Linked DNA regions of Homo sapiens: regions 1, 2, 4 and 5 are each linked to region 3. The links are chromatin loops, found by intact Hi-C in ENCODE. Cell type or tissue: heart left ventricle. All regions are shown on one strand. Each heading gives the region's core, and the rest is flanking DNA. Links, peaks and the distances in the headings are about the cores only.

Region 1 (5,889 bases), core at 930-4,929, 720 kb after region 3:
GGCAGAAGTTTGCTGCAGGGGTGGGGCACTCATGGAGAATTACTGCTAGGTCAGTGCAGAAGGGAAATGTGGGGTCAGATCCCCCACACAGAGCCCCTACTGGGGTACCGTCTAGTGGAGCTATGAAAAGAGGGCCACCATCCTCCAGACTCCAGAATGGTAGATCCACCAACAGCTTGCACCATTTGCCTGGAAAAGCCACAGACACTCAATGCCAGCCCATGAAAGCAGTCAGGAGGGAGGCTGTACCCTACAAAGCCATAGGGGTGGAGCTGCCCAGGATCATAGAAACTTACCTCTTGCATCAGTGTGACCTGGATGTGAGACCTGGAGTCAAAAGAGATCATTTTGGCGCTTTAAAATTTGACTGCCCCGCTGGATTTCGGACTTGCATGGGTCCTGTAACCCCTTTGTTTTGTCCAATTGCTTCCATTTGGAATGGCTGTATTTACCCAATACCTGTACCCCCATTGTATCTAGGAAGTAACCAGCTTGCTTTTGATTTTACAGGCTCATAAGTGGAAGGGACTTGCCTTGTCTCAGATGAGACTTTGGACTGTGGACTTTTCAGTTAATGCTGAAATGAGTTAAGACTTTAGGGGACTGTTGGGAAGGCAATGATTGGTTTTGAAATGTGAGGACATGAGATTTGGAGGAGCCGGGGTGGAATGATAAAGGTTTGGCTGTGTCCCCACCCAAATCTCATCTTGAATTGTACTCCCATGATTCACAAGTGTTGTGAGAGGGACCCGGTGCGAGATAATTTGAATCATGGGGGCAGTTTCCCCCATACTGTTCTCGTAGTAGCGAATAAGTCTCAAGAGATCTGATAGTTTTATCAGGGGTTTCCGCTTTTGCATCTTCCTCACTTCTTCTTGCTGTCACTATGTAAGAAGTGCCTTTCCCCTCCCACCATGATTCTGAGGTCTCTCCGGCCATGTGGAAATGTAAGTCCAATTAAACCTCTTTTTCTTCCCAGTTTTGGGTATGTCTTTATCAGCGGCATGAAAATGGACTAATACAGACTGCTTGCCTGTTATATTTTATATTAAACATGACCTGGTCATCTCATGGCAGTCAGCAGGTTTGAACTCTTTCTGTGTGGCCAACTTTGGGAAGCCACTCTCCTGGAGCCACAGGTAATGTCATGGAAAAAGAGTCTTGCCAAGGCGGTGACTTATGAAGTATCCCCTCTCCTCAACCATATATGCATCTCCTCCATCTACCAAGCAGCACAGAGAGGGTTCCCATGAGATATAGTCCTAGAGAGACGCTCGTTCTTACATTGGGAACATGAGTCCTGCTCTCTGTATATGCTGTCATCCAATTTTGCCTGCAGTGAGCTGGCCTGATCAGAGAACAACCAAAGGACAGCTGTCCCTCAGAACAATCAGGACCTTGAGACCTTTACTTGGGCCCCACACTGTCCTACTTTCTGCTTGAGAGCTGAAGGCATATTTCTAGAAAGAAGGCAGCCTAAGCACCAAGGGTAATGCTCTGGGAATTTTCAGCCCCCGATGCTGCTCTGCGAGGATAAGAGAAGAGGCAGAAAGAGAAACCTCTTAGAATCCTCTCCCACACTCTCCAAATATCTAAGAAACCAGGCCGCCTCAGGTCTCTTGTCGACAAGAGCTTTCCCTTCCCACCATTTCCTAACCTCACAAAGAGCACGACGGGAGATACAATGAAGAAGGCTGGAGAGGAAGGCCTCAGCTATGGAGGCTGCTGTACTTCATCACCACCTCTTATGTCCTGGTGGCCTTTTGCCTCCCTCGATTATGTCCTCTTTCTTTCCGGGGCTGCTTCTTCCAGACGAAGCTGAAATGAGAGGGTAGGATGTGAGGCCAACTTTCCCATGTGCCCTTGGAACACGAGGATGTGATGTTTATCCCTCCAGACCCCCTTCTACTGACCTCTCTACGCACATTGTTCTGGAATTCAGATGCGTCAGAGGATGTCTTCCGTGTGAGGCTCTGGCCAGGAGTTGCTCTCTGAACTAATTTTACACAGATGTGTACACATATGGCCCAAAGCCCACTAAGTGACCAGCAGCCTTGTCCCCAGCATTCTCTGCTGGTCTGATGCCATTGCTATATTTTCCAACCTATCCCTGTGGAATGGTGACCGTGGCCTCACCATAAACCCCAACTACTGGCTGCTCTGTCCTTGAGGTCACAGGCTGGCAGTGACCTTGCCAGTGGCTCGGCCTCCCGGAGGCTTGAGGCAGGGCTTCTTGGCTTGCAGTTGCACTGTGGTGAGTCCTCAAGGCCTCCTGTACCCTGCTCTTAGCCTGTTTGGCTTCCCTCCCCTGTAGCTGCTCCTCCCTGCAGGCCTGCTGGCCTCCACACTCCAGGACAGTTAGGATAACATCTAAAGCACGTGGAGTTGCTGGGAAGAAAGGCTCAGGTCTGCATCAGCCAAGCCACAGCTCTGCTGTCATTTTTGGTCCACAATGGCCCTGGGGTTATTGCATTTATCCAGAGCATTTCCACACCCACACCCTTCCCTCCACCCTGACCTTTTTATATTTTCTGATCTTTTTTTTTTTTTTTTTTGAGAGGGAGTCTTGCTCTGTCACCCAGGCTGGAGTGCAAAGGCACGATCTCAGCTCACTGCAGCCTCCACCTCCCGGGTTCAAGCGATTCTCCTGCCTCAGCCTCCCAAGTAGCTGGGATTACAGGCACCCCGCCATCATGCCTGGCTAATTTTTATATTTTTGTAGAGACGGGGTTTCACCATGTTGTCCAGGCTGGTCTTGAACTCCTGACCTCAGGTGATTCACCCGCCTTGGCCTCCCAAAATGCTGGGATTACAGGTGTGAGCCACTGCACCTGGCCCTATTTTCTGATCTTGATTATGCACCAATAAAAAGAAAAATTTACCAGATGATAATTTTTTTTTATTTTTTATGACCAGATTGCACCTGCTACTTTTCCAAAAAGCCAACTTTTCAGAATGCTTTAAAAAACACTCCCTTTAAGTGACACATTTCATTTTGCAAAGACTATGGCTTTTTCTCAAACAGATTTTTATCTTTTTTCTGGGGTCTGATGTGGAAACCTCACTAAATTCCTCCATCTAGATCATGTCAGTATTTGATTAAAATGTGAGTTTGAAGGCTCTCCTGTGAAGCCATTTCTTCTTGCATCCTTTTAAAATTAACACTCACGTTAAAAACTGATGACATTTAACATTGAAAATAAGCTAAACCTGATGGTAACTCTCTGAGCTCTTCAAATTGACGCCGAAGGTGGCCACCTTGTGGCTGTTGTGGAAACTGCCACTTAGACCTGATTTTTCCCAGGCGTTGGGGCCCTACTGCTAATTAAATTAAATGACTCTTAAGATTATCTTTTCCCATGCAGTTTACATCCCAATCCTGCTCCTCTACAGGTCAACTTGTAGTGATATCCTGGCAGTTTGGGGGCAAGAAAGCTATTCTAAATGGCCTCAGTGGGTTAGTTGAAAGAAACCTTTTGGTCCTTAAACTAAGGAGAAGAGATAACCTCCCAGGAAGCCCAGGTCTTTGTCTTCCTCAAACCTTATATGCTCTAAGTCCCATATTTTAAAAAATATGCTCCAGGGGATCCCTATATCCGCATTCCTGGGTAAGATCTTTAAAATGCAGGTTGCTGGGGTCCCTCCTCAAGACCTAAGAATTGGAATGTCTAAGTCCTGGGATTTGCATTTTAAACAAATTTCTCAGGTGAATTTTTAATGCACATTCAAGTTCTAACAATGCTACATTTTAGTCTACTAAGGAAAGAAACTGGAGACCTAACATATGAAATGCTTTTGACGCAGGCAATCTCCCTTGGGCCCTGGGAGGGAGGGGATCCAGAGCTGAAGAGAGCTCAAGAGACCAATGCAGGAGTTCTCAAAAGCCCCTGACAACCCAAATGTTTGCTGCTTGAACATAGGAGGCTCCACCACAGTGACCTGGCAACTTCGGTCGAACCCTCTAAACAAGAAGCCATGGGCCACCAGAAGAGTGGCTGCTTGTGTATGGTGTCTCCCTCTGGCCTGCATAGGAAGCAGCAAAAGGCAGTTAGAAGGAGAGGCACCTCTGCTGGCTACTCCATCACCCCCACCCAACTCCCACCGTGTCCACCCCACCCCAAAGCTCCATGTCCCAACTCGATGTGAAAGGCAAGAGACCAGCTTCCAGGCCAGGCTCTCCTGCTGACCAGCTTTGTGAACTTGGACAGGTCGCTGGCTTCAGGTGTTATTGCTGTAAATGGAAGTAGCCAGATAACCATCACTTAGCTTCTTTCCAATTCTAACATTCTGTGATCTCATTTTGAGCTTTCAGAGGGAGAGGAGGCTCTTTATGAGAAGTGATCATGGGAGTCCAGATTCCAAGCTTAGCATTAAGCCTTTGCTGTTTGTAGCAATTAATTATTATGGAGTGTCACTGAGAATTGAGATCCTCTGCCAATACAAAAACAATAAACTTTTGCAATGTCAATTCTCTACATTGGGGGTAAAGCAGCACTGGACTGAAAGCCTTCCAAATGCCCCCCCCCAACTGACAGCAACCCCATGACCTCATCACACCCTCCCCTCCTCATGCACTATTCTCCAAAGACTTTAACACACCCCATCCTCACACACGCCCTTCCCACACCCACCCCCACCTCCCAATCAGGCCTCCTGTCTCTGAACCCACTTCCTGCTCTAGCATTCATCTTGTTGGGTGCTGAGATACCTGTAAGAATGTCTAGGTGGAGACTTCACCCAGATCATCCTTCTTATCCTTTCAAGATCATTGCCCCCAGGTGCCACTGCTCTGAGACTCCACCATTCCCTATGCATACTCAGCTCAGTTCTTAACCTGTGACATTATAATCATCTGCTTTTATGCCTGTATCCCTAAATGGAAGATCTGTGGCTGCCACATACTGAATATTCAATAAATGTTTCCTTGAATGAATGACAGTAGGAATGAAAGAATGAGTGGATAAATAAGGAATTAAGAAGATGCAAGCTGACTATCGTACAGAACCTCTATACCTATTCTTTGCACAAGTCTGGATGAGGAAAGAAGAACCTGGTCCAGACTGTCTTGACTCTGGAGCATTTTGGGGAGAAGATGGGAATGGAGGGCTGTGCCTGCAGTAGAAGTAGCATGGTAGGTTATCAAAGCACAGGTCAGTGAAATCAACTATTGTGTGGTGTCAATTTAGTGGGTTCAGACCAACATTTTTAAATGAAGTATAACATAATAGAATAAATTAGAAAACATGTCTCTTAGTAAGTTCCAGTACAGCTTTATGGAACTTTTTTTTTTTTTTTTTTTGAGACAAGTCTCACTCTGTTCCCTGGGCTGGAGTGCAGTGGTGTGATCTTGACTCACTGCAACGTCCGCCTCCCGGGTTCAAGCAATTCTCCTGCCTCAGCTTCCTGAGTAGCTGGGATTACAGGCGCCCGCCACTACGCCCAGCTAATTTTTTGTATTTTTAGTAGAGACAGGGTTTCACCATGTTGGCCAGGCTGGTCTCGAACTCCTGACGTCGTGATTCGCCCGCCTCGGCCTCCCAAAGTGCTGGGATTACAGGCATGAGCCACCGCACATGGCCAAGACTTTTATTATATAGACATGTGCAAAATATACTTCTTTACTACACACAGTGGTCAAAAAATGTAGAAGCCACTCATCTAGGAAATACTTCCTAATACTTTACTAAATACTTCATTGACTCAATTTGAAAAAAAAAAAAACTGCTGACTTTATGGTATGGCTTCCATTTATTGGAATGTGGGGATCCATTTGTCAGGAAATGTATATGGATTCCATGATGTTTTTGAGAGAGCTATATATTTTCTAATTACTTGAAATGATAATGATCTGATCTCATCTAATTTCAATTATGTTCAGAATAGGTATCT
Region 2 (5,889 bases), core at 1,225-5,224, 570 kb after region 3:
CTGTGCCGGATTCTGCAGCAGCTGTTGCTTTTGAACAATATGATGCTTCTCCTCCCCCAAGAGAAGTCGAAAATGCCTCTTTTGCAGCACTTTCAACCTTTGTAGACTCAGGGAGCATATAATAGACTGAGAAATGAACCCAAGACGGTTTCTGTTTGGGAATTCAGTGCACAACTTAAAAACTATTGAGTTTAGCCACTTCCTGACATTGACTTTCATAGCAACAGTTTAATTTGGAGAAAATCTGCTACCTCAAGTGGCTAAAAGTATTTATGTGGAAAAATTTCCAAATGATTGACTTTACTGTGTTGCTATTTTCTTTCCCCATGAATATGTGAGTATTTGGCTTCCTCCCAGGAGTTTTTCTGCATCACTTCTCTTTAGGCAAAGAAAATTTTCTATCCAGAGTAGAAGAAGCACCAAGAGTTTCTCCTTTTTTAAGTGAAGTATTATTGAGTTTAAACCATAGCATCTGTAAAAATGAAGAATTTGAGTGTGTCTCCTAAGTCCTGAAATTTTTTCATGGCCAATCCTTCAGGCAGTCAGAGTAACCTTGATCATCACTTTGGAGCCAATGCAACTGTGGTCGGCTCTGTGCACCCTCCAGCTCCGCCTTGTCTCTCGCCTCTCCATTTGCATCAGTTTTGCTGCAGGACTTGTTTGTCTCCATGCCCTCTCTTACTGCCTTACCTCACCTCATCCACCTCTGTGGGATGTTCTCACCAAGGTCACCAATGACTCCCTGTTGTTTAACCCAATCATTATTTTGCACTAGAATTGATCTTTCTGTAGCATTTGATGTTGTTGACCCCATTTTCCCTAACATCTTAGGACCACTTATCCTCCTCACTTCCCTAAATGGTTTCCTCTCCTTCTTTCCCTTTCCTAAGTGTTGTTTCCTTAGGAATCAATCCCAGGCCTACCTCTCTTCTTACTCTACACTCTTTTTCTAGATGGTGGCATCTGCCTTGTGGCTTCAATTCCGTTCTACTGGTAAAGACTCCCCATGTATTTCTCCAGCCCAGATCTTGTGAAGACAGGTCTGTGTTCAAACTGAACTTAATTCTTTCACCTCCCTGTTTCTCATGTGAGTTCCCAGTCTTAGGGAGGAACACCCCTGTTCACTGTGTAAGAGAAAATTTCCTCTATCTCTTTCCCTCTCCCATAAAATAAATGAAAACTTTCTGTTGATTTTTATTTTCTACATGTCCTTTAAATCCCTATCTTTTCCCAACCTCCTATGAGTACTCTTCCCCCATCCTAGATCAGGAGGCCTTCCATTCCCATCTGGATTGCTCATCTCTAGTCTTGCCTCCCAACAACCCATCCTGCATATCACAGCAGATACTTCTCCCTGATCAAAACCTCTCATGCTTTCAAAACCCCCACAGTCCAGCCCCTCTTGCTTCTCTAGCTTCAGTTCTTGGCCCTCTGCACCTTATTTTGCTCATTTTTGGTTATTCTGAATGTCTTTTAAGACATACCTGCTCACTCTCACCTCTGGGCCTTCAAATGCTACTTTTTTGTCTGAATCATTCTTTCTATTCTCTCCCCTCCTGGTGCATTCCTGCTCCTTCTTTGGATCTTAAATTCAGAGTACTTCCTCCTATTATAGATACTGCCCTAAAAGCCCCAAGTCTGGGAAAGCTGTCTTTCCCATGGTCTCTGCCCCATTGTCCCATCAGAGCACAAGCTGCCCTGTATCATAATTGCCTGGGTCTTTGTATCTACATTGGATTGTCAGTTCTTCGAGGACAGGAGCATGTCTCCCATGTTGACGTTGTATCACCAGTGCCTAACACAGCCCTTGATGCATGGCAGGTGCTCAACAAATACCTGTTAAATAAATGAATAAGCCTCAAAGTAAATGATGAGTCAGCCTTCTCTACCACACAAGTACAAATGCCTTTCTCTCATTTGCAATTTCTTCCTCACTAGTCAAGCTCCCCTGACTGTAACAACTATTACTTTTCCACAAAACAGACAAAAACTTTGTTGCAGACAAAGCAACCTATATATCCCAAAGGAAGAGAAACTTTCCAAAGGTTCTGAGAATTAGCATATGGTAATTGTCAAATCCCAGGGTATTTTTTAATTGAACCTTCACAGTAGTTCACTTAGCTTGTACTCAGTGCTTAAATTGAGTAGAACCTCATTAGGGAGGTTGTGTCATGTCATGCCTTAGTGAAAGTGGAGAGAATGAGAAATAGAGCTTTCCATGACATGGAGGCGTGAGAGAAAGGGAGCATTCTGGTTTGTGGGCTCTTTAATCTATGTGTCTTGACTATATTGACTCCTGATTTTGGCAAGAACACTCATGGCCATCAAAGGAGGTTAGGATTTTCCTTCTAAATCTCATTCTGGGTTTTGTATTCCACAAGGATCCACTGTGTGCTTCCCTCCTTTCCTCTCCTGTGTCTCTCCTTTCATGACAGACTCATGAGCAACCTGTTTCTGGGGTATTCCTCCCCAGGAGCATGTCTTCCTAAGGGAACCCTGTGGCTGCAGCCTCAGCCACCAGTACTTGCCTGGGCTTCTCTGTCACTCATCATTCACTTGTTCTGTTCTTGCCACCCTGAGCTCTTCCCCTCTCGTGGCCTCCATGACTAGGTCAAGGCAAGTGAGGGCCACTCTCAGATGCCAGCCCTGCACTTGCTGTCTCTGCCTGGAATCCTAATCCTCAAGACCCTGCTCAGATACTGCCTCCTCCGTGAAGCTCTTGCTAAGTTTAGCCAGCCCCTCCCACAGTGCAGTGATTGGTCATCTCACCTTTCTCCAAATTCTCAGTGGCTCTTATTTGTACGTCTCTTAAGATCACATGTCTATGCTTCTATTTCTTTATATCCATAAAATGGAATTAAAAAATGGCAACCCAGCATGTGATTGTTGTGAGGTCTAAATGACCTAAAACATATAAAGCACTTAGCACAAGACCTGATGCAGGGTGAACACGCAGTAAATACCAGAATCCAGAATGTAAAAGGTCTAGTGAAGGTGTCTCCACCTTGGAAAATGCAGGTGTGCACACTAAGGGTAAAGGACATTTGTGACTGATGCCACAGAGAAAGCTAAATCTTTCAATGATGAAAGGCAGAGGTGGAGAGCTAATACTCCCCTGAGAACCCAGGTGCCTACTCTTTTGAAAGGATGAATTCCATCTCTATAATTCAGTAGAAGTATAGCTTGGGCAAGGAGATGGCAAGGGAGGCTGCCCAAAAAAGGCAGCAGAGGAGGGCCAAGGAGCTCAGGGCTTTAAGCTGGTATTTAAGTGGGCCATATTTTAATAGCCGATGATTTTAAGGGGGTTGGAAATAGAATGCTAAGGGAAAGTCATGTTTTTGCTGCCATCTACAGATGTCAAAGTGCAATTTTAAAAGTTGCTTAACACACATACGCACCTACTCAGAAAGTGAGAATGTAGATGACAATATATGTAAAGTTTAAGTTCTAGTAAGTAAAATAATTTAGACATATTATTATAGTAGCTTATTTTACTTTTCCTTCTAAAAATTTGTATATTTAATCAGTAATGTAAACTTTCTAACAACCCAAGGTGTGCTAAAGCTTCTCATTGGGAGACCACTATAATAGCTCACTTGAAAGTGAGCCAGTCACCTCTCAGGGCAGGTTAGCCAGAGCCATGGCAGCCAGTGGGTACTCTGAGAGTTAATAAAGTGATTTCAATGAGGAATGAGATGAACTGAATTTTACTCCCACGCTTTCCTGTATTTCTCTGGTTGTTATTAGAATTACTATGAATTCCTGTAATCTCAGCACTTTGGGTGGCCAAGGCAGGCGGATCACGAGGTCAGGAGATTGAGACCATCCTGGCCAACATGGTGAAACTCCGTCTCTACTAAAAATACAAAAATTAGCTGGGCATGGTGGCGGGTACCTGTAATCCCAGCTACTCGGGAGGCTGAGACAGGAGAATTGCTTGGACCCAGGAGGCAGAGGTTGCAGTGAGCCAAGATCGTGCCTCTGCACTCAAGCCAAGACTGTGTCTCAAAAAAAAAAAAAAAAAAAAAAATTGCATTTTATATGAGTGTCTTTTATTGATTTGGACTTGAGAAATCAGTAAAAAAAAAAATGTGACAGTGCTGTTACCTCTGAGATGTGTTCTGCCCCTATGCTGTTTTCTGTACAATCTCCAATATTATTATGATGCTTCCACAACTTCCTTCTGTGTTATTTTTAAAGGGTTAAATATAGACAAGAATTATTGGAAAGGCGTTTGATGGAGAAAAAGGAAGTGGCCCTTCAAGAAGCTCATGAAGACAAAGAGAGAGCACGGCGGCTAGAAGCCCTTAGGAAACAGGTGTTTTTCATTTGGAAATTTTCATGGGTGGTTTTTTTAAAAAAAATGTTTCTAAGTGCTCTTAATAGCATTCTTACTGGGGCTTAGTTCATGACATCTGCTATATAAAATTTAACTTTTCCAAATGGGGATACTGCTGTTCATTCCTGGGAGCAATTAGATTATATTGAACCATTTCCAGTTTCTCAGTGTATTGAAAGAACTTTATCATCACCTTTTAAAAAGCTCTCCCAAGATTTAACTATATCTATATCACCTAGAGTTTATTAGCTGGATAGTATCCATTTACAACAGTGAGGCTCTACATCTAGTCTACGAATTTTACTGTCCTCAAAAAACCTGGTGGAGTTCGAGCAAGATAATCTTCTTTGGCATAGGAGCCTCCCTTTGGAAACATCCCACAGTCAACAAATGTGTTAAAAACAGTTTTTTAGAAAATACCTATTTTGTGGAGAAATAAAAGCCTCCTATCACTTTGCCTAGTGAAAGTAAGCAAAAGTAGATGAAAATGGATGGTAGATGGCAAGGGTGAGAATTTAAGAACTTAGGAAATGTGATAGTTTTACTTGGTAGTTTTTCAGAGTTTTGAACTTGAAGGGGTTGTTTCAACTCAAAATCTCTAAAATCTTCATTGACACCGTTTCCCAGCTAATAGGAAAGGACTACTTGGTTTCCCTCCTGTGTTGCTGGAGGGAACACAGAATCATGGATAAGAACTTGGCCTCTGGTGTCCTTCCAACCTGGTACAAGCTGGTTGTGTACTCACCGGCACTGGAAACAGGTCATTTACTTAACCTCCGTAAGCTTTATTTCTTCATCTGAAAAATGGGAATAATAGGATCTGTCTGATAGGTTTGCAATAATGTGAGTTCAAATTTATTATTTACTAAGTGTAAAGCCCTCTTCTAAATGCTGTTAGGTATTACTTCAATTTCTACAACAACTTTATGACGTGGGCAATATTAATATCCCCATTTTATAGGAGAGGAAACAGAGGAGACACCGAGGTTAGGTGCTTTCTTCAAAGTCACACAGCTAGTAAATGTTATACTGATTCAAACCAAGGAAGTCTAGCTAAATGAGATGGTATAGATGTGGCATAAATGCATACGACTATTATATCATCATCTTCTTTGATAAAAAAAGATTATAAAGATAAATTTAAAGCATAGGAATGTAAGTCCTGGTAATCCTGGATCCTACAAAATTTTAGTTATTCAACTTATATATCATGGCCTTCTGGGTACAAGACTTAATGTCACTATTACTGAACACATTCTTGTTCAAAACATAACTTTGATAACTACAGTCTATATGATTAGAATTCTTTCCATCTGTGAATGCTTTGAAAGAGGAAATAGCTGTTATCTCTTATCTATAATCAGTATTTAGAACTGTGATGTAAGCTATTTTAGCTAGCAAACCTAAAATAATTAAAGCATGTTCAACCCTCAGTTATTTTATTACAGTCTTTAAATGGCATTAAGAATGCCATTTTCTTCATGCTAATTCTTGACTTTCAGAATTAATAGGCAGGTGTTACTAATGGTGCATATCATTTACAAAATTAG
Region 3 (5,889 bases), core at 741-4,740:
ATAAAGAAAGTAATCAAGACTCCCGCAAAGGCTTGTGAGAGTCTGATAATGATGTAGATGCAGAGTGCTTAGCACAGTGTTTGGCACCCAGAAAGCAGCTCAAAGTGACAGCTATTACTAGGATTCTGATTTAAAGGGCTTGGGAAGCAAAGTTTCAATAACGTTTATAACATATGATAAAAATTAAATCCCATTCAAACAAACATGTCATCCAAAAAGTATGATGGAGGGGTTCCCAAATCTGGATTGGTGACTCCTTTTAAGTGCAGTTTCCATAGGACTAAATGATTTGAGGTTCCTTGCATTCCCGTATGGGGGGTGTGAACAGTTTGAGAGACTCTCTGTGAACTTCGGGGACATGGGTCTTTCCTGACCCAATTGCTGCCAACCTGGTGAAGATGGAAGGAAAGATGCTGCCCTGACCACACTCAAGCGGGCCAGGCCACCACAGAAGCTCTGCGGCTGGACGTTCTGCTCTCAGACTTGCCCTGTACCCACTCCAGGAGTAAGCCTCTGCTGGTTCCATTTTTTTCTGAGCTTCAGACCATTCTGCTTAGATCATCAGCCTCCTTTACCTCTCTGGAAAGCTCTTTGTATCCACGTTTTGGTGGTCCTGGTTTCTCCTGGGTTCAGGGACCCACCCATTTTAGTCTGCACTTCCCAAAGTGTGTCCTTAGGAACATTAATCTCAAACACGATTCCATTATCAACTATGTGTGGGAAGCACTGTATACTCTAGTCTCACTCTGGGAAGTCAAAATGCACATTAGCATATTAAAGGATCTGAGAAGTCCTGCAAAGAAATACTATTAATCAACCCAATGTTTCCTACTTACGGACTGAGAAAGCTTGGCTTAGAGGTCAGCTTTAGGAGGGTGTGTCCTGAACATCTCAAATTTCCTATAATTCCTAGTCAAATATGCTTTTCTCTCATATGCAGTTTTCTTGTTCCTGGTGGGAGTGGGTGGGGGCAGGGAACTCCTACTGAGTCCCTCTTTTCAGCCAAGGAGATATCTAAGGTTTAAATCCCATTTGCAGATCTGAGATGATCATTATTTTCTTGAAACCAATAAATGATGCATCTTTTCTGGGTGTCTCTTATAAACTCTTCCTACTTTTTTATATTCTCTGCTTATTATAAGAAATGAGATCACGGTTATGAAAGCTGCTTTATCAACCTTTAAATGCTGTATAAATGTTAATTGTCACTGTTACAATGACTCACTCTGGTGCTCCAATCCCTTTCTCCCTGGGATGCAGCATTTACAGAATTGTAGTTTCATAATATAAAAATAATTGAAACCTACACAAATAGTAATAGCCATTTATATTACAAAAGGGTCCGTTCTGTTAGTGTAATAAGAAAATGACTGTAAAGTACATCATCAGTTCTCTGTCAAATGCAGGAAGAAAGAAGTGTAGACATCACTCCCCCTTGAATCCTGAGGTTATATCCAGACACGCAAATCCAGAAACTTCCACGCCGACACGTCCAGACACTCAGAGCTGCCTCCTGCCTGCCCTCAAACCTCCAGGGTCAGATCCTCTAGTTACCCGCAGCTCTGCAGTGGAGCTTTCTTCAGATCACTTCAAAATGGAGATAGTAAACACCAGCTGAGGCTTGATTTGCCCAAGCTCCCAAACAATGGACTCTTCCTTGTTTGTTTTGAGAAGTTTGAACTTGGCTCTGCCTTTCCTGTAGACCGCAGCAGTTTTCACAGACACAGCCATACAAATATTGTATGATTCCACTTATAGGGGGTACCCAGAATAGGCAAAGTCACAGAGACAGAAAGTAGGGTAGAGGTTACCAGAAGCTGAGGGGAAGGAAGAAGGAGGAGTTATTGTTTAATGGGCATGGAGTTTTTGTTTGGAATGATGAAAATGTACTGGAAATGGATGGGGGTGACAGTTGCACAGCACTGAATCATTCAATTAAAAAAAAAGCTAAAGGGTAAATGTTATGTTATATATATATATATTTTGCCACAATAAACCAGAGCAAACAATGACAACAATAACATATTTGATATCAATTCCCCCAAAATGGTGTCATCCCCTGGGGACAGCTCCTAATCTGTGTTGTGTGGCAGCGACATGGTCATGGGAGGGAGGGTGAAGTGGACAGGATCTCCAGTCCTGGGAGAATGAGCCCCATATGGGAAGACCCAGCCAGGAGTGCCCGTCAGGCAGCTGCAAGCATCTCCTAGCACTGAGAGCTCGCGTGGGTTTGGACATCAGCAGGAAGGCTCAGCTCATCTTTCCTAGGTACCTTTCTTACTTCTGAAGACAAACCGAAAAGTTTTTTTCTTTTGACAGAGGCTAGAAAGTGTTAGAAAGCTGTCCTGGTTGAGCAGGTCTGCTTCAGTCTAAGGACTCCGTGAGAGGTGCGTGGGATCACAGAAAGCCAACTTTGAGAAAGTAGAAGCACAGTGGAGTCTACTCAGGAAACACAGCATTTCTGGGGTCTTTCTGTTGGTGAGGGAAGGAGACAGGTTGCTTACTGGAAAGAGTTTAAGACAGCGGCCTCTAGGTGGTGCACAGACCGTGATAAATACCTGAGAAGAGGATGAGATTTTTGTCAGTGAATCAAGCTTCATGGCTCAGTTCAGAAGCAGGGGATTTTTGTAAGGATGCTACTCCCTGCCCCAGCTGAAGGCAAGCCCTAAATATGAACCTCCTGGAGTCGATTTAAAGATGGCAGAGCTTTGATCATCTTGATGACAATGGGGGGAAGGCATCACAGCTCCCTGAGGATGCCGCGGAGCCATCAGCTGTGGCCTTTCCCGCCAGGAGGGAGGTGAAGTGCGCCAATGGAAACATTCAGTGCTCGGAGAAGAAAAGGCCTATTGTTACTCCCGGGAGGGTGTCAGTGGGGGCGCTGGCTGAACGCAGTGGTGGAAGGGGTGATCTCTCAGCCGTCAGGAGAGAATGCATTCAGGCCCTCAGCTCTAGGAGTGTGTTTTTCCCCCCTCCTCTTTTCAAGCCTGTATCATCTCAGCAAGTGCCTCAAGTGAGCAGCAGACAGGACAGAGGCCAGCCACTGGGGAGGCAGGGCTGGAGGAGCAGGCAGCTCCTCTCACCCTCCCAGGGCCATTCTCATGCAACACACAACCAACACGCACACATGCAAAGCCCTGTGAGGACAGACTGACATGGCCTGGAGAGTGCGGCAATCCATTGCTGCAGAGAGTGGAGCAGGCGGCGCTCACTCTCAGTGCCCAGGTTAGTTCTGTTTTTCTCCATTACACCACAAGGGCTCAGTCACTTCACCTATGCTGAGCAGGTCTATTCATGATTCTGTGCAAACTGGGAGCACTTAGCTAGTTGGTGACATGCATTTACGGGAGGCCCTCCAAGGGCCCCATGCTTGACTCAAGGCAGTGGTGAGGTGCAGAGGAAGCAGAAACTTCTGTCTCAGGCTTCAGGAGGGTACAGTCTGGAGCTACACTACCCATTATGGTAGCCACTGGCCATATGTGGCTATTTAAATTAAAAGTAGCTAAAACAAAAAATTCAACTCCTAAGTTGAACTAGCCATGTTTCAAGTGCTCAGTAGCCACATTTGGCCAGTGGCTACCATACTGGACAGCACAAAAACCATTTCCATCCTTGCAGAAAGTTCTGCTGGACAGTATTGTGGCATTTTGGGCATCTATGGGAACGATATAAGGCCACTTACAAAGGTGGAAATTAAGAGCAAATCAATGGGGGGAAATTAAGGCTCAGACGAATTGTGTCTTCCAGCCAGTAAGTGGTCTTCTGATTTCTACTCCAGAGTTTAGAAGCATCCTGAGGATGGTCTTGACCCTAATACATGAAATGTTTGCATTTGGGGTGGGGAGTGGGGTTGAGCACTAGTGTGGTGGTGGTGGGTTAGCTATTGGAATAGATTTCAAGGTAACTAGAAGCACGCTCTCTAAGCTGTAGCCCCCCAGATATGTGAGTGATTCATTTCTGGTTTCACTTCATCTGTGGTATTCTTCCCCACCTTCTGCCTTCCTCTCTCTTACTGTATTTACTCTCTCTTACTCCCTCTTATTGTATTTACTATGTGTCAGGGGCTGGGCTAAGTGCTTTCACACATCTCATTTAATTCCCACCACCTTCTGTGAATTGGAATTGCTGCCTATCTAAGCAAGAGATCCATTTCCTCTCCCCAAATATGACTCCTGCTCTCCCCAGCCCTTGGCTGTCCCAGTAAGAGGACTGCACTCCCAGCTCCAAGGGAGGGCTTCACTGATCCAAAAGGAGTCTTTTGTGATCAACAGGCTGAGGAACACAGCTCAAGGCCAATCTCCTTGCCACAACAATTTGTTGAGAAATGAGGTGTGACTTCTTTGGGCCAATAGGAAACAAGAGGAAGTTAGCTAAGTGCTTCTGGGAAAGAAGTTTGCTTTATCTTAAAAGAGAGTTACTAGAGATGTGTCTTTCCACTGACTTCCTAGTGTATGGATATAAGACCTCATCCATTTCTGTGCTGCTCAATACATAGCAGAGAGAAGAGCCAAGAACTCGCAGAGAAAGGGTGCGGGAGGGCCTGGAAGGGGCTATGGCTGGTGCTCTGGGCTCAGTGATGCCAGCCAGTCAACCCCTTTGTTGTTTCAGCATTTAGCCTTAGGCTTTCTGGGATTGCAGCCCACAAAACACCAAATGATCATTCCCTTCTGCAGATAATGAAACTCGGGCTAAGAGAATTTGATAACTTGCCCAGAACTACCTAGCTAGGAAAAGGCAGAGCCGGGTTAGAAATACAGATATCCTTGACCCCAGACACATGCTCTTTTGTTTATCACACTGTTTCTTCTCTGCATGAACCATGCTGGTATTTCAAAGGACCTAGGGGAGAAACCATGAAGACAAAACTGAAGAAATCAGACCTCTGAGGCCCCAAGAATACTCTTTTACCTCGAATATTACCTGAGAATGCTCTGATAGTCTGGTTTTTATAGGTAATTGCAAACCAGACTTTAAAAATTCATTGGCAGCTAGAGTTGATGGTCCTATTTATTTCTTGCTTTTTCCCAGGGCCCTTAGGGAACTCTTTTGGGCTTTTGGCTTTTTTTTTTTTTTTAAGAGTGGATGAGAAACTTCTAGACAGAACTGCTGAAATCCCTGCCTTTCACCAGGTGAATTAAATTAAATACCTTAGCTCTTTTAAGCGTTCAGCCAACTGAGCTCCTGGGCAGCCAGATCTCACCTTTACCCTTTGCTTTTATTTATTGCATATCCAGGGAGTTTGCTGGTAAACCAGCAGGTGACTCGACTCCCTTCAATGTTGGAAAGCTGTGGTTGCTGCCTTAGAGACTTTTCAGTCTTTCAGAATTCAGTCAACAACCCCGGGGAGGGCTGTGATTCTGTCTTTGTCTCTTTGTCACTCTTCTGGCATCTCTCAGCTCCCTCCCCTAATGGTGCCCTTGACCTTATTTAATGAAGGTCATCCTTCTTGCAAATATCACTTTAAACATATCAGGCACTGATCAACTGAGAGATTTCCTAGCAGAAAGGTCACAGCTGAAAAGCATCATCTTTCCCTGCTCCCCTTAGCAATTGCTCTGGAGGAGATGCCTTGGGGGAGGCGGAAGTTGCCCACACAGGAAAGCCCTTGGAGTCTGTTGGATTAGCATCAGCTGCACTCCTGCTGCTGCACAAAACAGGAGCACGGCTGAAACAACACTGCCTTCGAGAACTTTTGTCTTGGCCCTGGTGGAAATGCTAGCAGTGGAACATATCTGTATCTGTACCAGGTTGCAGCAACCTCAGTTCTTGCCTCCTCCTCAGAAGAAAGAATTTGACTGAGGAGCGTAAGACAGAAGGAGAGACCGAGGGAGTTTTAGAGCAGGAGTGAAAGTTTATTAAAAAGCTTTAGTTAGCCCTGTGTGGTGGTGG
Region 4 (5,889 bases), core at 1,305-5,304, 710 kb after region 3:
GGAAACTAATATATCCCCCCAAAAGGATTTTTTTCTTTTTTCTTTTTTTTGAGACAGTCTCCAGCCTGTTGCCCAGGCTGGAGTGCAATGGCACAATCTCGGCTCACTGCAACCTCCGCCTCCCAGGTTCACGCGATTCTCCTGCCTCAGCCTCCCGAGCACCTGGGATTACAGATGCCCGCCACCACACCCAGCTAATTTTTTTGTATTTTTAGTAGAGATGGGGTTTCACTATGTTGGCCAGACTGGTCTCAAACTCCTGACCTCGTTATTCACCCACCTTAGCCTCCCAAAGTGCTGGGATTACAGGTGTGAGCCACCACACCCAGCCAAGGATTGTTACATTTCTATCCTTTATGTCAAGTCAGAGCCTGGTTAGCCCTCTGAGATAGGAATGAATCTGAGATTCCAAAAAATAAATGAACTTGAAGATAGGAAACTTTCCCAGCCCCATACAGACTTTCTACTGAGCCAGTGTTTTGTTGGAGATGTGTCACTTTCTTTTAAGGAACATACAGAAGACCTTGGGGTCTCCGTGTCTGTGTGTCTGGTACCCTTCAGTGTGAAGCAAAACACATTTGGAAATGTGAAATTTTGACTGTGCCCCCTTTCAACTGTTCACCATTCTTTGATTTATTTAATGAATATTTATCTTCTGCCCACAGGGACAGATAACTGACATGTTGAGAACTTAAAAGTAACTGGTCTTATCTTCACCTGCCTTTCCATAAACATTTATATTCATAGCATCAGTGTCACAATCTATCATTGATTGATTTTGAAGTTGTGTGTTTCTCAGAGCCTTACTTACACCAGCTTATGAACGAACAGATAAGAGCTAGCAAAATTTCTGCTCAGAGTCTGTACATAAAATGGCACCACTGGCTATAGTTTATACTGGAAAATAGCTTTCATCTTTCATGGCACACAATAGGCCCACACTAATGGCCTGGTGATGAATGCTGATGCTGAGAGCTCTGTATTGAGGTCAATTACAAGACCACACCTGGACTCCACAGGAACTGTGCTGGGAGGCATCAATGTCTCCACCAAGCGCTCGGGGGTACAGTCGTAGTGAAGGAGCTGAGTATTTGCCCACCCTGCTTTTCAGGTTCAAGTGAAAAGACTTTGAAATTATACCTTAAAAAAAAGAAACTTGTGAAACATAAAATATAACTTTAATAACAGAATGTGTGACACTATGAATCTTGGAGAATGGCTTAAGAAACTCAGCAAGCATTTTTTTCTAGCCCTTCTCTAATGATAATGTATCTAATTTTACAGATTAAAGAAGTAAAGTTGAGTATTTTGTTTTTTAAATCATCACTGCTACTTTCCAAGCTTGTGAGCTTGAGTTCTTTTAGGATCTACATTCACGACCCTTCTACTGCCCAAGAGACTTACATGTCAGAGGAGTGACAACATCTCCAGGAGCTTGGTAAATTTTGGCCAACTATTTGACACAATCCTTGTCCCTTGGAAAACACTAATGTATGTTTAACGTGAAAATCAACTTCCTAGAAATCCCCTATTCCAGTAGCTTGTAAGGATGACAGCTGTTTAACAGAGGAAAACTGGTTTCAACCCTTGTGTATTTGAACAACTGCTTACAATGTAAAATAAGAACATCTCTGGACCAGTCAATCCCGTCCCTGCAGAATTATGTGCTGGTTTTTATACAGTGCTAAACAGTTTGGCAGATCTAATGTCATCAATGTATGAATTAGTTTCACATCTCTGGCTGTAAGAAACTGATAACACCCATAAAGCAATTCCCAGGTAGACTCTGATTGGCCAGCTCAGGTTACAAGCCCATGCCGCAGTAGTAGGGTATGGTGCCCAATTAATAACCCATCAAGATTCTGTAAAATGGAGGAGGAGTTCCTTTGATTGTATCCAGCACAATAGGAATGGGATAATATGCTGATCAATGACAGACTATCAGAGCCCACTTCAATATTCTGATCCTTGGCCGGGCGCGGTGGCTCATGCCTGTAATTCCAGCACTTTGGGAGGCCAAGCAGGTGGATTATGAGGTCAGGAGTTCGAGACCAGCCTGACCAACATGGTGAAACCCCGTATCCACTAAAAATACAAAAATTAGCTGGGCGTGGTGGTGCATGCCTGTAATCCCAGCTACTCAGGAGCTGAGGCAGGAGAATCGCTTGAACCCAGGAGGCGGAGGTTGCAGTGAGCTGAAATCGCACCACTGCACTCCAGCCTGGGCGACAGAGCAAGACTCCATCTCAGAAAAAAAAAAAAAAAGATTCTGATCCTCTTAAACTGAGGTACCCCATCTTATATCTCTACGTATCCTCTGTAGTTTCTAGCACTGTACCTGAAAATGCAATCTTTTAATAAATTCTGATAAAAAGAAGAGGATGTAGCAAGGTAAAGAGCTCTTTTCCACACCTCTGCTTCACATCTTCAAGAACCCCATTTGATGCCAGGCCAGAAATGGGGCTCTAATGCAAGCTACAGTGGCTCTGGGGCTTCTGATGTGCACTTTATTTGGAGGAGGGCCAACTTAATTCAGAAAAGAGTTCTCCAGGCTGGACTGACAGTGACCTTTCCACAGTGACCTCAGTTTAAGGCCTCATTCAATTTGAAGGAGAATCTTAAGGCTAGTTCGAACAAGCTGCCCCTGAGATAAAGCCAGAAATGGTTCATGCTCTGCAGCAGAGGCATAGACATAATGAACTGCTGACTGGTGCCAAACAATCTCTTCCTTTTCATTCACTATGCGTAATTAGTCCAGATTTATAGGACAGACTTCCTAGAATCCTCAGGCACACACACACGACAAATCTCTGGAAGGAAATGGACTTCAATTTTCCCTTCCCAAGCTCCCCTCTTGGAAGCTCTGTCACTCAAGGCCCTCTGTCTGTCACATCTCCTCTGAGATCCTTGAAGGCTGAGCTGGTTTGGAAAAGAGCACACTCCATTATCAAGCCAGGCTCCTTACACATCTTAGAACTTACTGACACCTGCTGGACGGTTTCCTTCTCTCTGAAAAGCATCTGAGCAGAAGCCTTTGCCCTATGTGTGAGGTCGAAGGAGCCAGGACCTTGGCTTCTGCACTGGAAGAGGAACAGAGAGCTTTCCCTGCCCTGCGGAGTGCTGTGTCTGCTCAGTGAAAACGTACCTCCTCCCCACAGAGAGCAGACTTGAGAGTCCCCAGGCAGCTTCAAGAACAAGCACCCTGATGGTAAAAATGCATGCAGGAAGGAACACCATGAAGAGCAGTTCAGAGGTGGAAGGTTGGAATTCATGATCATGGTCAAACTCCTAGATTCTTATGGCTTTTCCTCCTGGAGAGACTGAACATACAGCTAGCTTGAAAAGTATCCACTTCCAAGTGTGGAGCCTTACACTGTTCTCTGGGTTGCCAGAGCCAGGAGATGCTGCTTGACCGGGTCTGTGTTGCCCCAGAGCAAATCCTGAAGGAAGTAAAGGTGACCCTTGGTACTGTCCACTCTCAAAACATCTGGTTGTCTTTGGCTGCCTTCTCCAACTCCTAATGTTTTCAGGGCAATGCACTCTTCTCAACAGGTTGGAATAAGCAAATAAACTAATTTCATTGCATCCTTGTGAAACTGCATGTTTTAAGAGAACCTTGGGGTGAGATTTGTGCTAAAGTCCAGTGAATCTCTCCTAATGGTAGCATTTTAAACCTGAGGATAGGCTAATAACAGAAACTACTTGGAAAAGTGGGCTTGTGGAACCCCTTTAATTATAACGTGTTGGACAGCTGCCTGCAGGTAGATCTTGCATAGAACTAGTTAGTTATTGCTGCTATCTTGCCAAGGAATTGCCCTACATGGAGACCAACTGCTGGACCGCCCATTCCCCAGCCTCTTCTCCTTCTTCCCAGGAAAGAGGAGGAGTACTCACTGGCTGGCTGGCTGGCTGGCTCCCCTCAAGCTCCCTGGAAGATCCCTTCTGGAGAAGCTATTCTTCAGCATTCCCTCCTGGAACCACCCATCCCATCTGCAGTCATAAGAGCACCCCTGAGTCTCATCTCAGTTTTCCTCCCTAAGAGCCCAGCTAAATGCAGAAAGCAGGAGAGTAGGTGAGTGTGAGAGCATCTGTAAGCCTTTTTGCCGCCAGGGCTCTAGTGTGGCAGAGAGACCTCCCTGGGAGTGGAGCTATACCCTTCCCTATACAGGAACACAGCCTGCCCAGGCCAACCTCAGAAACTAAACACCTTTATTTCAAGAAAGAAACACCATGCTCAAAGGTCCTCCACCTTTGGGGCCCCCCTCCCATCTTCAGTATGCTTCAGGCCAGAATTTAGGTAGAGCTCTGAAGTTTGAGTTCTAATAGCTGGGTGTTGCCTACATTTGGTGTTCTAAATGACCCCTGGCCTCCTAGGGGTAATTATACAGCGGGATTTGAGGGTTTAAGGATGGGTAGGCCAATACTGGTAAATACCAGAAGGAATGTACAATTTCCCCCTAAAAGCCTGTTAGGGCCAGAGCCTGCAGAGATGAAAGAGGTCAGGAAAATGCCATGATATTACTTGCTTCCTACCTTAACATTTGGCCTCTCTGTGTCCCTGCACAAAGAAACCTGTGCTGCCTGTCAGATATGAAAAGCATTGCTATTTAGCAACTCAAAAACCATTAGAGGATTTACTTCAATAACCTGGAACTCATGGATTTCCAGAATCCAGCCTTTGTAGTGCTCTCTAATTTTATGATCTGTATCCTCACAAATCCTCCTCTGTCCCAGACATACTGTGTTCCAGCACAGTCTTTTGTTCACAATGCTCCCCGTAGCCCCAAATGCAGCCCTGAGTCTTCCTCTCCAGTGATCTCAGTCCCAGCCATGTTTCAGCACCTCCCCCATGTCCCACCTCCTAATGAAGCCCTCCTCTGCCACTGCCCTCACCACCCACAGCTCTTAATATTTCCCCTGTCCTATGTCATACACTTCCTTAGGTTGTTGCTTATATTTTCATGTAGGCAGCCTTTGTTCTGGAAGACCACAGGCCCCTCAGAGGTAAGCTCTTTGTCATATACCTGTTTGACTCCCCAGTTCAAACCCAGAACTTTTCACCACAACTTAGCCCATGGAGGGGGTCCCCTACATGGCATCCCTGAAAGATGTTTCCCCAGTCTCGCCATGAACATTTCTGGTGACAGGATGTGCATGACTTCATCCTGACCCACTCCAATATTGAATAGCTATAAGTTTTATTAAGTTCTTATTTCTACTAAGCCAAAATCAGCAATATCTGCTCCCAATGCTGCATTACAAGCAGCTGCTAGCTCTCAATTTTTGTCAGGATTCTCTTCTCCAGAGCAGAGATTCCCCAATTCTTTTGATCTTCATCTATCATAGTTTACAGACCCTGTACCATTCCGGCAGCTCTCTCCTGGGAAATTTCTGGTTTCCAGAGTCTCTCATGAAAGTTGCCACCCAGAGGGGAACACAATATTCAGCTGTATGAAGATGTGTGCTCTGAATGATGAACATACTCGAGGGAGGTATCTTGGTGATAATGGTGATGATCATGATCACGATCAAATTCTAACCACCTTTTAAAACACGAGGAAATTGCTAAAGAAAGAACGCTAGTATTTTACCCATCCAAGGGATTCCAGTTTTGAAGAAAACCAAAAATGTAGGAAATGCAGTCACCTGGATTGTGGCAGACATTGAATCTACTTTCTCAATGTTATTTCATAGCCTTCTGATGGTAGAGTTGTGGTTTGAGTGAGTTATACAAAGAAGTTCATGTATCTGATTAAACAGCTTTATGTGTTACCAACTGGAAAGATAACTATGGCCTTCCAAACCGACACTGGCTGCCTCTGCAGATCCTTGTTAGAATAGAGCTGGCTCGGAACCTCAGCGGTCCTGGAGATGTTCCAACAGCTCAGG
Region 5 (5,889 bases), core at 1,199-5,198, 77 kb after region 3:
TCCCCAGCATGGCCCACCACCCACCCTGACATTATTATGCGCCCTGCCCCTCAGCACCACCCACCACGCTCCACGCGTTTCTGTTCGTTTGGCACCTTGTCTGCGTCTACCTCACCCATGGAACGTAAGCTACCTCGGGTGGGGCTGTCATGCGACCTGTCTGCTGCTGCAAGCCCAGCATAGAGAAGAGCGTCTGGCACACAGCAGGCAGGCAGTAAGTACTTGTGAAAGAAGTTAAGTGTGTGGAGCTAGGAGACAATTTGATTTGGTCCAGGACTTTCCGAATCTCTGGTTTTGAAAAACAGATTAGACTGGGTAGCAATTTTCTTAATATGGAAAGGTTCTGGCACTGGCTCAGCATCTCAGCCTCTTCTTATGCTGCTCACAAGTGCAGGCTGTCCAGCGACATTTTAAGAGCATAAGTGATTATGGTTCCACTCACTCCCCTTCCCAGCCCTCCCCACCCCCTATAACCATTTATTACTAATTAAATAGAAAAAAATACATTTAAAAAAAAGACTGAAAGGAAATATCATTACTGCTGATAGGTGTGGTTTCTGGGAGATGAGAATATGGTTTTAGATTATTCTTATATTTTAGAAACTCCTTCAAAAGTATAAAGATGAGATGTAATGTGAGTTCCAGCACTGTCATTTGGCCAATTAATAAATATTCACCAAACACCTGTTATGAGCAGGCCAGGCTTATTCTAGATGCCAAGGATATAGCAGTGAACCGAAATAAAAATCTCTGCAATGGAAGAGTCAGGTATAAGAGGAAGACATAACTTCCACAGCAAGGGGAAATCAGCGCTATGGAGAGAGCAAAGCAGGGGGTTTGGGGGAGAGGGCTGCCATGCTACTGTGGCTCAGGGAGGTTGCTGTCCTGCTGTTCTGAGATGGCACCAGGCATCCTACTTACCATTTCTCTGATCTGATACTAAGGCAAACTTATAGTCACTGCTACAGCTCCATGACAAGCAGCCTTCAATTTTTACCACTGATTCTCTAGTCCTTCCTTCCTGCTTAATCAGTGAGGTGTCATGCAGAAGCAAAGGGAAATGCGCCATCCAAGCCTGGGGCACATCCTGAGGCCACACAGCAGCCCTGCTGCAGAGCAGTAATTTTAATACTTTCTGGGTATGTGGCAGAAAACTCAATTCCAGAACTGGGGATTCAAGAAGACGTTCCTGCAGAACAGGCACTCAGGCCTGGAGCAGAGAGACAAGGGCACAAGGGAAATGGTGCCCCCTAGATTTTTCTCATCCTGGCATTTCCAATTCTTCCAGGAGTTGGCATGACCAGTTGTGGCTTTAGGGACTGCTATGGTCTGAAGGTCTGTGTCCCTTCCAAAGTTCATATGTTGAAATTCCAACCCCCAAGGTGATGGTATTAGGAGGTGGAGCCTTTGAGAGGTGATTAGATCATGAGGGTAGAGCCCTCATGAATGGCATTAGCACCCTTATAAAAACAGGCCTGAGACCTCTCCCTCCTTCTACCGTGCAAGGACAGCTGAAAGGCACCATCTATGAACCAGAATCGGGGCCCTCACCAGACACCAAATCTGTTGGTGCCCTGATCTTGGATTTCCCGGCCTCTAGAACTGTGAGAAATAAATTTCTGTTGTTTATAAGCCACCCAGTTCACAACATTTTGTTACAGCAGAACAAACAGACTAAGACAGAGACAAATACCAATGTAGGAGTGAGGGTGTTACAATAAAGTGAAAACCAAAAATAGGCCCCATAACAGAAAACACTTCTCCCAGCATAGCAGGTTGTAAGTGCTGGAGACTGCTTAGCTTATCGGCATGTAAGAAATGCAAAAATAAATCCTTTCCAATAGGAAAGGTATCCTCAACAAAGGCCTCATCACAGGACAATCTCAGGAATAAGAGCACTGCTTGCACCTCCTTGCCGCAGACTTGCCTGTCGCCCCTGCCTTTGGTTATGTTCACCAGCTTCTCTATGCCTCCTGAGTCGGCCAGGGCTTTTGCGTTCTCCATGTTTTTGCTGGTGACCTCGTGCAGAGCACAGCAGATGGCTGCCATGGTCTCATCAGACAAGACACTGGGGCCATTGCCGCCGGGGAGCCGGTTGACCAGGTCTCGCATGGCGTATTTGCCTGCCAACGGCAAAAGAGTAAATTCTACTTCCAGAAGGTACTAGGTTTTTGTTATTGTTGTTCAGATTCTGGTGGCATGCAATCTCTTAAAAATAAAACCCCCAAAGAGACAATAATAGGGGAAAAAATCAAAACCCATGGCAAAGAAGAAAAGGACAAATGTCATTATAAGGGGAAAGCTAACATTTATTGCAACGTCACTTGCAGAAATGATTCATTTATAAAACATTACTGTCAATTGCTGAAAGCAAATGTAAATCAATGCGTAAAATTGGGTAGACAAATCAAGTTACTTTCGTTCGAGTATTTTCAGTAACATTGAGTAATGAAGGAATTATAATAGTAAATTTTATTCTCAATGGAATTCCTATGCATCACAAATACCTCAATTTCCTCTTAGAGCTTTTTAAAACTTACCTTTGAATCTGGACCAAGTCAGGCTGCCAAACAATACTTTTCGTTAGATCTTTCTGGATCTTAATGTATGAACTGGGTACAGTTACACATTTTTGTGTATAGAGCTGAGGTGTACAGCAACTCATCTGACAACGGTGGCAACATGTTAGTTTCTTTAAAAGATGACACAAGTAAAAGTTCTGGTATTAAAATTATAGGTATGTTATCTCCCAGGAATAATGCAATAATAATGAAATTCTTGCTAAGACAAGGCAAGGGGAGTTTCACAGTTATTGAGGTATTTCTTTATAGATACTGAATTTTTCTTATTCCTCTCCAAAAAGAGATTACCTCTAGCTTTTTCAACTTCGATTACCAACTGACAAACTGTAAGTGCACTACAAACAAAAGAAATGAACTAAAGTGCAAGTAAACATCTTCTTAGTTCTCCCCTATGCTAATAATTGAGTGGATGTGCAATCGCTTTTTATAAAGGCCTGTTTATTTACAGTGGTAAGCAGAAGAAGACAGGTCTCAGCTACATGCTGTGTGATGTACAGCACGTCAGAGGGAAGGCTCTGGCTTGCTCACGACAAACACTGCTATGAAGAGTGGAAAAACAGTGCTGACACTGTAAGGCCACAAGATAAATGTGGTTTTCAGAGCAGATGATAAGTTAGCTCTGGTGATTTTGAATACTCATGAATGACCAAAAGGCCCATGACATGTAATTTGTCATTTTGCTAAGGCATAACTTTAAATTGCACTCCTGGGGGTTAGGCCGAGGCAGCTCACTCTGCCTATGAATGAGTGAGCCTGGCGGTCCCCTCAGAACTTGCAGCTCCAGACAGCAGGGTGGGTCCCACTCAGTTGAGTATGTAGTAACTTTTATGAAGTGATAAAACTTTGCTTCTTTGTGAAAAATGGCTCTGAAAAGAAAGTCCTTTGCTAGTGCTGATGATGAATGTGAAAAAAGAGGGAAGAGGTCAGAGAAGGGGAAGGTTCCTAGGAACTGAAGTACTGGGTAAATTAGAGCCAAATACTGAATCCAAGAGTGAGGCAGATCTCACAGGAAGACGGGAATAGGGAAACAAAAAAACAGACTGATGGAACAGTTCAAGAGTGCTCCAGCCAGGTTAAAAAAAAAAAAAAAAAGCTCATCACTGGAGAGGCAGAAGGCCAGTGGAAGTTAAAAAGGGTTATTCACAGAAAACACAGAAATGCACTGAGAGGAAGCCAAGACTTGGAACACACATTCCTCTTGCCAAAGGTCTTAGCACTTCACAGTACCAGCTCAAGGACTCCTGTCTACCTGTGTCTTTGCGTTGTGAAATATGACAGGCCACAGGATATACGTGTCAACCATTTATTTTTTAGCATTAAAAATGCCCAAATTATACATGCTTCTTATAAGAAATCCAAACAATACAGACGTAAGAAAAATAACTTTAAAGAATATCTCTCTTTAGGGACCTGAAGGATTTCTGTAAAGGAAGTGTGGGAACTGAGAGATATGGCACATCTACAAGAATCAGGCATGAGCTGGACCATGAACAGGGTGAGGAGGAACTTCCTTTCCTCTCCGTAGGGGGATGATTTGGCTTAAAGGAATGGTGTGTTAAGAGCAGGTTAATCTGGGCAACAATTCAAAATAGCAATTCTGTCAGGCACTGTGTGAAGGGCTTCCATTGTAAGTCATCACGTTTAATCCTTACAGCAATTCTTTATGGTAAACATCATCGCCCTTGTTTCTCTCTCCTTCTCTCATGGCAGGTGTATTTTAAGTTTACTATAGATTCACATGAATCCACATAAGATCTTGTCCCATTTCCCCTCCTTCTCCCCTGACCTGTCACCAGCTGTGGGACTTGGCATGGAGCTCTCTCATTTCCTCTTTACAGCAAACCCAGTTAGGACAGCAGGCATCAACAGCTCCCCTTCAGAGATGAGGAGTTGCCTTTCATTTCCAATCTAGATAGAATTACGGAGCCTGAACGGGGTTATATAGGATACCCCAGGTTGCATGGCCAGTGAGCAGCACATCCTGGGAACGAAGCTCAGGTTTATGGGGGTCCCTGATGTCTTCTTTAGCCCGCATCCTGCCTAGGATGTGGCAATGCCGCAGAGGCAAGCAAGCTGCCTGGGGTGCGGAGCGTACAGAGGTCCTCACTGTTTGGTTTGTGCATGTGCCAACCCTACCTTGTACAAACCTGAGAGTAAAGGCCTCCTAAAATGTTGTGCCTTTGGCGCCTTGCTTAGCTCACCCTAGTCCTGCCCCTGCCCAGGGTGGAAATGATGTTGGGACAGTGGTTCTTCTCTGGGATAAAGATTTATACCAATGTGAGAGGGGAAAGCTACAAAACATTCATGTGATTTTTTATTTAGAGTATGGTAGTGTTGGTGAATTAGCAGGTAGCAGTCCAAAAATTGGAAAGGGAGATTAAGATTTTTTGTTGCTCAGGATATAGAGAACTCTCTTAGAAATGAGAGACATTAACCCTACTAGTGTTGTAAGGTACAACTAAAATTGCTGGCCTTTCTGAAAATTTACCTTCCCTAATCAATGACTAATTAATGAGCTTGCCTCCTGCTGAAAAAGAATGGTCACAAAACAGGAGTACTCAAATATGCCAAGAAACTGGAGACTAGGGCTCAGCTGTTAATGATTTTACAAGCCATATATTTATTAATCAAAAGAAGAGTTTCATGAATTTTGTAGCTGCTCTCACATTTACAGCTCATCTTGTCACCAGAACATACCTATGAGCTCCTTGTTGCGAACATCTAGTGCCATATTCCTCAAGGCTGTTGCCACGGAAGAAACAACTCTATCGTTATCCATTCTCAGAAGCTCCACAAGGATGGGGAGCCCCTTTTCTTTTCGGACGGCCGCCCGGATATATGCTGCAAACTAGTGAGAAAAATAAGGCAGGAAGTAACATAAAACAGAGTTCCAGTCTCATATGTTACTGTCACCTAAAAAAGATGTTTCCAAAAGATGAACTAATAGATTAAATGGTTTCTTTCCAATTGAAGATCAAATCTGTGGTGTCAGTGAAGAGAAAACCAAAGTTGGGGAGAAAGATAGGCTGGAATGACTGATTTAAAAAGAAATCCCAAAGCCTGAAAATCTCAAACCACCATCTGCCAGATATTTTTGTGCAGAAAAGAGAAGGCAGTGATTACTTTCTATCTCAGATACATAAACATGATTAAGGAAGGATCGTGTGTTTTCTTTGCAGTTGGTCCCCTGCCAAACCCAGAGGCTATAAATAGGATGGCAGAGACAGTAACCCATCAGCACACATGAAAGGAGAACCTGTCTCCATCAAGTCATTTTTTTTCTATATTCCCTGCAACAATATTTCGA

Evidence for each region. Hi-C counts contacts between places; a loop is a spot of excess contacts. Peaks named below come from ENCODE experiments on the same cell type or tissue, not always from the same donor. Only the 100,000 strongest peaks of a DNase experiment are listed, where the experiment ranks them.
Region 1: it touches region 3 in a loop (4-fold over the local background); 106 of 110 quality-filtered maps call a loop at or near these places.
Region 2: a loop joins it to region 3, with 9 times the contacts of the local background. A loop is called at or near these places in 74 of 110 quality-filtered maps.
Region 4: a loop joins it to region 3, with 7 times the contacts of the local background. A loop is called at or near these places in 106 of 110 quality-filtered maps.
Region 5: a loop joins it to region 3, with 2.7 times the contacts of the local background. A loop is called at or near these places in 21 of 110 quality-filtered maps.

What each region holds. Positions count from the first base shown.
Region 1 is chr2:158,021,868-158,027,756 of GRCh38, reverse strand. It overlaps a transcript of UPP2 not described here. Among named protein-coding and RNA genes, the nearest start is that of UPP2, 77 kb to the left of the region's middle. In heart left ventricle, for the core only: a CTCF peak has its summit at 3,263 (motif pointing left); a DNase peak (open chromatin) is centred at 2,226.
Region 2 is chr2:158,177,308-158,183,196 of GRCh38, reverse strand. It overlaps CCDC148 (coiled-coil domain containing 148), which reads left to right. Exons shown (of 14, transcript NM_138803.4): 12 at 4,201-4,318. It overlaps CCDC148-AS1 (CCDC148 antisense RNA 1), which reads right to left. Exons shown (of 5, transcript NR_038850.1): 3 at 5,085-5,136. Among named protein-coding and RNA genes, the nearest start is that of CCDC148-AS1, 14 kb to the right of the region's middle. In heart left ventricle, for the core only: a CTCF peak has its summit at 3,364; no DNase peak of the experiment used is centred there.
Region 3 is chr2:158,742,457-158,748,345 of GRCh38, reverse strand. No RefSeq gene overlaps it. Among named protein-coding and RNA genes, the nearest start is that of PKP4-AS1, 10 kb to the right of the region's middle. RefSeq lists enhancers at 2,537-3,037, 3,038-3,538. In heart left ventricle, for the core only: a CTCF peak has its summit at 2,532 (motif pointing right); a DNase peak (open chromatin) is centred at 2,840; H3K27ac peaks cover 567 bases.
Region 4 is chr2:158,031,535-158,037,423 of GRCh38, reverse strand. It overlaps a transcript of UPP2 not described here. Among named protein-coding and RNA genes, the nearest start is that of UPP2, 67 kb to the left of the region's middle. In heart left ventricle, for the core only: a CTCF peak has its summit at 2,981 (motif pointing left); no DNase peak of the experiment used is centred there.
Region 5 is chr2:158,665,954-158,671,842 of GRCh38, reverse strand. PKP4 (plakophilin 4) reads right to left here. Exons shown (of 22, transcript NM_003628.6): 16 at 5,280-5,430; 17 at 1,928-2,123. It overlaps PKP4-AS1 (PKP4 antisense RNA 1), which reads left to right. Exons shown (of 4, transcript NR_135242.1): 3 at 5,762-5,889. Among named protein-coding and RNA genes, the nearest start is that of PKP4-AS1, 66 kb to the left of the region's middle. In heart left ventricle, for the core only: no CTCF peak of the experiment used is centred there; a DNase peak (open chromatin) is centred at 3,336; H3K27ac peaks cover 1,960 bases.